Linked DNA regions of Homo sapiens: region 1 is linked to region 2. A link is a loop called in an ENCODE intact Hi-C map of the cell type or tissue named here. Cell type or tissue: endothelial cell of umbilical vein. All regions are shown on one strand. Links, peaks and the distances in the headings refer to the core of each region. The heading gives the core; the rest is flanking DNA. Region 1 holds the start of TRX-CAT1-7 (tRNA-iMet (anticodon CAT) 1-7). Region 2 holds the start of ZSCAN16-AS1 (ZSCAN16 antisense RNA 1).

Region 1 (2,813 bases), core at 291-2,790, 230 kb after region 2:
TCCCTCTTTACCTGTCTCTTACAGGGATTCATGATGGCATTTAGAATTCACTCAGATAATCTAGAATAAATCCCTCCTCCCAAGATTCTTAATCACATCTTTCTCCATATAAGGTAACATTTGCAGATTCCAGTGATTATCACGTAGACATATCTTTTGGGAAGGGCCATCATTCATGGTACTGCATCATCTGTATCACTTAGGGCTATATAGTCCATCATCTTCCAAAGAAAAGAGCATAAAATTTACTTTTGAAGGATCAGATTTTTTAAATTTTAGATTCTTAAGGAAATTAGCAGGAATCCAACTTTATTCCTACTTGTAGTATAATTACTATCTATCATGAGAATTTGTAAACTGTATACATTTTCCTGTTTAAAACAACAAACACATAGATTATATCATTTTTCAGTACATACACTGAGTTGACCACAGGGCAAAAATTGGTGAAAAAATAAAATCTTTTTTGCAGATATAAGAGATCGATATAGTTTTTTAAAAGGTGCATAAGTATTAGCACCATATGGATAGTGGAATTATTAGGAAGATAATACCGTCTGTCTCTCTGTGTATAATTTAAATATAGACACAAAATACACTGTCATATTTATCGTATTTTACTTTTCTAAATTATTTACATTGAGTAACAATCATATTCCCATAAATATGTCACAGGTTTTTTCTTTAAACATCATTTCCAGTACCAAAATGTGTCCCACATTATGCTCCAACAAAAAGACACGGATCATCAGACTGATAAAAAAGCAAGGCCCACTATATGCTGTCTATAAGAAAGGTGCTTTAAATATAAGGACATTCGCCGGGCATGGTGGCTCACGCCTGTAATCCCAGCACTTTGGGAGGCTGAGGTGGGTGGATCACTTGAGGTCTGGAGTTTGAGACCAGCCTGGCCAACATGGGGAAACTCCGTCTCTACTAAAAATATGAAAATTAGCAGGACACGGTAGCAGCACACCTGTAATCCCAGCTACTTGGAAGGCTGAGGCACTAGAATCGCTTGAACCCGGGAGGCGGAGGTTGCAGTGAGCCATGAAACGTGCTACTGCACTCCAGCCTGGGTGACAGAGGGAGACTCTGTTTCAAAAAATATATAAAATAAAATAAAATAAAATACATATGTGTGTGTGTATGTGTATATAAATGTATATATAATGACACACATAAGTAAATAGTAAAAGGTTGGAAAAGGTAGCCACAATAATATTAATCAAAAGAATTGGCTATATTATTATATATAGTCAGAGCAGGCGCCCGCGACCCGCGGGGCGGAGGTGCTGGCCCAGCCAGAGCAGTCCAACCTCGCCGCAGAGACCGTGCGGGAGCCGGGCCGCCCACACGTGGGCCAGCCTCCAGTGTTGCAGGAGACGCTTTGAAGTTACAGTGAAAGGGATTTTTTTCTTCCTGAAAAGAAGGGAAGAAGGCTCTATTAAGAGGCTCTATTCAATAAGAACGGAAAGCCACCTAAATATCTTTTTGAAAACACAGCCTATGGTATTAGTTGGATTCCTGAAAGACGACAAAGCCTTCCTAGAGACGACAAGGCTTCTTTTGTACGCGAGGCATTGGTGGTTCAGTGGTAGAATTCTCGCCTGCCACGCGGGAGGCCCGGGTTCGATTCCCGGCCAATGCAACGATGACGTTTTATTCTTGAAAACTACGTATTCTATTTCAGAAGGTGGATATTTTCCCTATGCCTTTTTTGCCTTACCCTTACATTTTGACTACATGATAAAGCAGGCAGGCCAGCGACATGCTGTTTTCTTACAGAAACATCGAGGGTTTTTTTTGCTTTCATAATGTTTGATACCAATACACGCTGAACTCATCCTCATGTTTGCAGCATAAATAGAACTAGTGGCCCTTGGTGGGGTGTGGAAATCAGATTTGTTTAACCATACCAAAAAACCAGAATCCCCACCAAGTTTTGAGGAAAACATCATAAAGAATTCACTGCAAATATCACTACCGTATAGAGCAGAGTGGCGCAGCGGAAGCGTGCTGGGCCCATAACCCAGAGGTCGATGGATCGAAACCATCCTCTGCTATTTTTTTTTTTTTCTTTTTCTAAAAAGATACTTACGACTTACTCTCACCAACCTTCCTTCCCTTGCCAGCTCACTCAAAGGAAAAGTGACAGCAAATGGAAGTATTCACATGCCTTTGAGGAGAAAATCAGGAAGCAGCTTTCAGTTAAGAAATTAGAGGTACCCCATCTTAAAGAGCAGGAATTGATACTAAGTCCATGAGCTGAAATATCTCCACCTCAGCATACTACCAGTTTGTAAACTATAATTTAGTTTAGAGTTCCAAGTTTACAGGTAGCTAATTTTTAGAGATTCAGTTAAAGAGAACTGGAAGTATTTATTTTATTTTTATTATTTTATATTATATTATATTTTATATTTTATTTGAGACGGGGCCTCACTCTGTCACTCAGGCTGGAGTGCAAGTGGTGCGATCATAGCTCACTGCAACTTCGAACTTGTGGGCTTAAGCAGCCTTCTGAGTAGCTGGAGCTACCGGTGCTCCCCACCTAGCCCAGCTGAATTTTTTTCTTTTTTTTTTTTTTGGAGAGATGTGGGGTGGGAGGAAGGTGTCTCACTTTTTTTGCCCAGTCTGGTCTCAAACTCCTGCGCTCAGATGATTATCCTGCCCTGGCCTCCCAAAGTATTGGGATTATAGGCGTGAACCCTCTCGCCAGACCGTGAAGTTATTTTGAATAACAACTCTTCCAAAAAATGTCTTGCTCCTAGTCTGTTTTCTTCCTTAGCACTTATTACTATGCAGCATAT
Region 2 (2,813 bases), core at 203-2,702:
GTTGAAAGGTATTCCTCAATAGCATATGTCATATGTAATTCTTCCGCCATTGATTTACATTGATAAACAAGTGTTTTCCTTTTTTTCTACCACTAGCGTCCTGTCTGCCTTTTATTGCCTTCCAGAATGACCTTCTCCCTATCCCATACCCCTGGTCATAATTCCCCTGTACCCCCAAGTCAAAGGACTTATCTCATTGCTCACTACTCAATCTAAACACTCGTCTATTATTCTAATAACCCCCTCTCAAGACTTTATTATTCGATTTTGCACTGATCACATTCTGTCTTATATTACTTGCTATGTTGCATTTGCTGTCAATAGATTAAAGCTTCCATAGTTGAGGTGTCGGTTCTGAGATCTCCTTCCCAGTTGCAGTAAGTGGCAGCCCTTGAAATATGCAGATGTGCCATACATTTCTGACAGGAAGAGTGGTTTGCCTTTTTTTGTCAAGTAGCTAATCAATCTGATTCATCCTCTCCCTGCAATTCTAGTCTTATTCAATAATTCCTTCTGCTTAGGTAGGTCCTCATTCACCCATGTACTTATCAAGCACCCACCATGTGACAGATGCCAAGTGAGGTGAAAGTGCTGGGATGAGCACCTCTGTGGATCTCACAATGACCATCCATCTTTTGCATCCTTCTTGGTTTTTCCTTTACCCAAGTCCTGCACTTCACTCTTTACCCGTGCTTCAGAAAAGCGGAAGTTGGTTAATTAATTCCATTTGTCTAACACGGATGAGAGTGACAGCAGACAAGGGGAAAGGCAGGGAAATTCCCTTAGACTGTTCTTACATGCACTCTCACACTTAATAGTCAAAGCCACCCTATGAAATAGACACTACGTTATTAGCCTGAGTTACATAAACGAGTAAACAGAGGCTTGGAGAAGTTAAAAATAAATTGCCCTCAGTCCTAACTGGAGAGTGGTGGAGTCAGAATTTGAATCCAGGTTTAAAGAATTCTAGTGCCGGCACTCTGCACCTATTTCTCTTTGGACACTCATTTCCCCTAAGGATCAGAGAAGCTCAAAGTAGGCCACTTTTCGTCTCCGTAAGTCCGCAAGGTCCTGCGAGATCACAGTGAGCAGGGCACCAGCAAATACAGTCTGCGACCGCGAGACGTAAAGGGAAGAACGCTCCTCGGCACCCCTCCCCAGTCTATCCTAAAGTCAAGAACGTCCGAGCCCGCCTTTCTCCGGGGGCGGGCTGCAATAAAACAGCAAAATCCTCCATTCCCCATCAGCGGTCGATTGGGGGCTCTTTCGAAGCGGCAGCTCTGTAGGACCGCTCTTCTACCCCAAGATCCCTCGGCTTCGGCCCCCTAGGTGCCAGGGTCTGCGGGACCCCACGCTCAAAGCCGCCGGCCGGGGTCGACAACTGCAGAGAGGGTCGGGATAGGAAATTGCGGGTAGCGGCAGATGCGGGTCCCCAGGCATCCCGGAGGTTCCCACAGGTCTGCAGTGGGCCTACTTTGCGAAAAGGGCCCGGCTGCGCCGAGCCTCGTTCAAATCAGATGCCAGACAGTGTTTCTTGGGATCCATCCAAATAGGTCCCTTATTTCTCTTTGTGGGAGCCCTGGGCCTCCTTCCAGGCCGGAACCCAAGTGCTTAGGCAGCCGGGAAAGGCCGGTCCCCTTTTTCAGTTCTCTCGCGACCTCTAGCCACTTCCGGTTGCTAACGGTTCCCAAACAGCCCCCGAAAACGCTACGTGAGCTGGGCCCTGGGCCAGAGGCAGAAAACGGACGGAAGAAAAGGTCTGGCCGGTGAGTGTCAGAGTGAGGGCGAGATTGGGTGGTGTTCTCTGCCGGTGGATAGGCTCGACCGTCCGGTTTGGGATTGGGGTTAGGTATTAGGGAGCGGTTCAAAATTATGCTAATTGTTAAGATTACGAGTATTATTTAAAAAGATACACAACAGCAACAATACAATGAGCCCACGAAGATCAAATGCCAGTTAACTGATTTAAGCAGCTTTGATAGGAAGAAAATGCTGAATTTAATGCTAACAAAAAGATCTAAGTGCGCTGTTAGGGGCTAAGACTTTAACATTATGGGCCAGCCACTGTTCTAAACCCTTCACATTTGGTCACTCATTTAATTCCTACTTTATGAGGTAGATATCATTATAATACTGTTTTACAGATGGGGAACCTGAGGCACAGAGAGAAAAATGTATTAGCCAAGGTCATATAACTAGTAACTGGCAGAACAAAGATTCATACCCAGGCATTCTTCCTTTAAATTCTGTACTCTGGCCTTTCATTGATAACCTGGTTTTATCAGCTTAGGAAATTTGCTATCCAGATGGAAGTATAAGTTTCTACAGAGATATGTTATTGCAGCAGTGTTCTGAATCTCATCGGGTTTGTTGGCAATTTGCCTTTCAACAAAGGGTTTTTTTTTTTTTTTTTGATAAGGGTGGCTTCCACAGAGATTTAAGGAGAACAATAAAAATTTTCATTTTAATAAATAAGCCCCATTTCAACGTCCCTTCTCCTGTATCATTCCTCTGATTCTTCTCTGTCGTTATTTGTTTCTATTAGGTTAAATCATTTTACATTTCTGGTATTTAACCATTTTGACCCACAAAAACAGGGATTTCATTTGTTTAACCTAATACAGAAACATCTTTTCAAGCAGAATTTAGGAATCTACAACAATGAGCAAGATTATATTTTCATCTCCAAAATGTACGTTAAGTCTGTTTGTTTCTCTTTATATCCACTGTGAACCCATGGTCCATGCCACTACCTTCTTTCACTTGGGTTACTACAGTAGCCTCTGGACTGATTTCCTTACTTCTGCTCTTTT

Evidence for each region. Hi-C counts contacts between places; a loop is a spot of excess contacts. Peaks named below come from ENCODE experiments on the same cell type or tissue, not always from the same donor. Only the 100,000 strongest peaks of a DNase experiment are listed, where the experiment ranks them.
Region 1: it touches region 2 in a loop (6-fold over the local background); 13 of 110 quality-filtered maps call a loop at or near these places.

What each region holds. Positions count from the first base shown.
Region 1 is chr6:27,901,746-27,904,558 of GRCh38, reverse strand. It overlaps TRX-CAT1-7 (tRNA-iMet (anticodon CAT) 1-7), which reads left to right and starts at 1,995; the gene lies at 1,995-2,066. It overlaps TRG-GCC2-3 (tRNA-Gly (anticodon GCC) 2-3), which reads left to right and starts at 1,581; the gene lies at 1,581-1,651. RefSeq lists cis regulatory regions at 1,157-2,229, 2,455-2,713. In endothelial cell of umbilical vein, for the core only: no CTCF peak of the experiment used is centred there; a DNase peak (open chromatin) is centred at 1,598; H3K4me3 peaks cover 1,124 bases; H3K27ac peaks cover 701 bases.
Region 2 is chr6:28,135,698-28,138,510 of GRCh38, reverse strand. It overlaps ZSCAN16-AS1 (ZSCAN16 antisense RNA 1), which reads left to right and starts at 1,195. Exons shown (of 2, transcript NR_103456.1): 1 at 1,195-1,766. RefSeq lists an enhancer at 835-1,024. In endothelial cell of umbilical vein, for the core only: no CTCF peak of the experiment used is centred there; DNase peaks (open chromatin) are centred at 1,180 and 1,650; H3K4me3 peaks cover 1,768 bases; H3K27ac peaks cover 1,755 bases.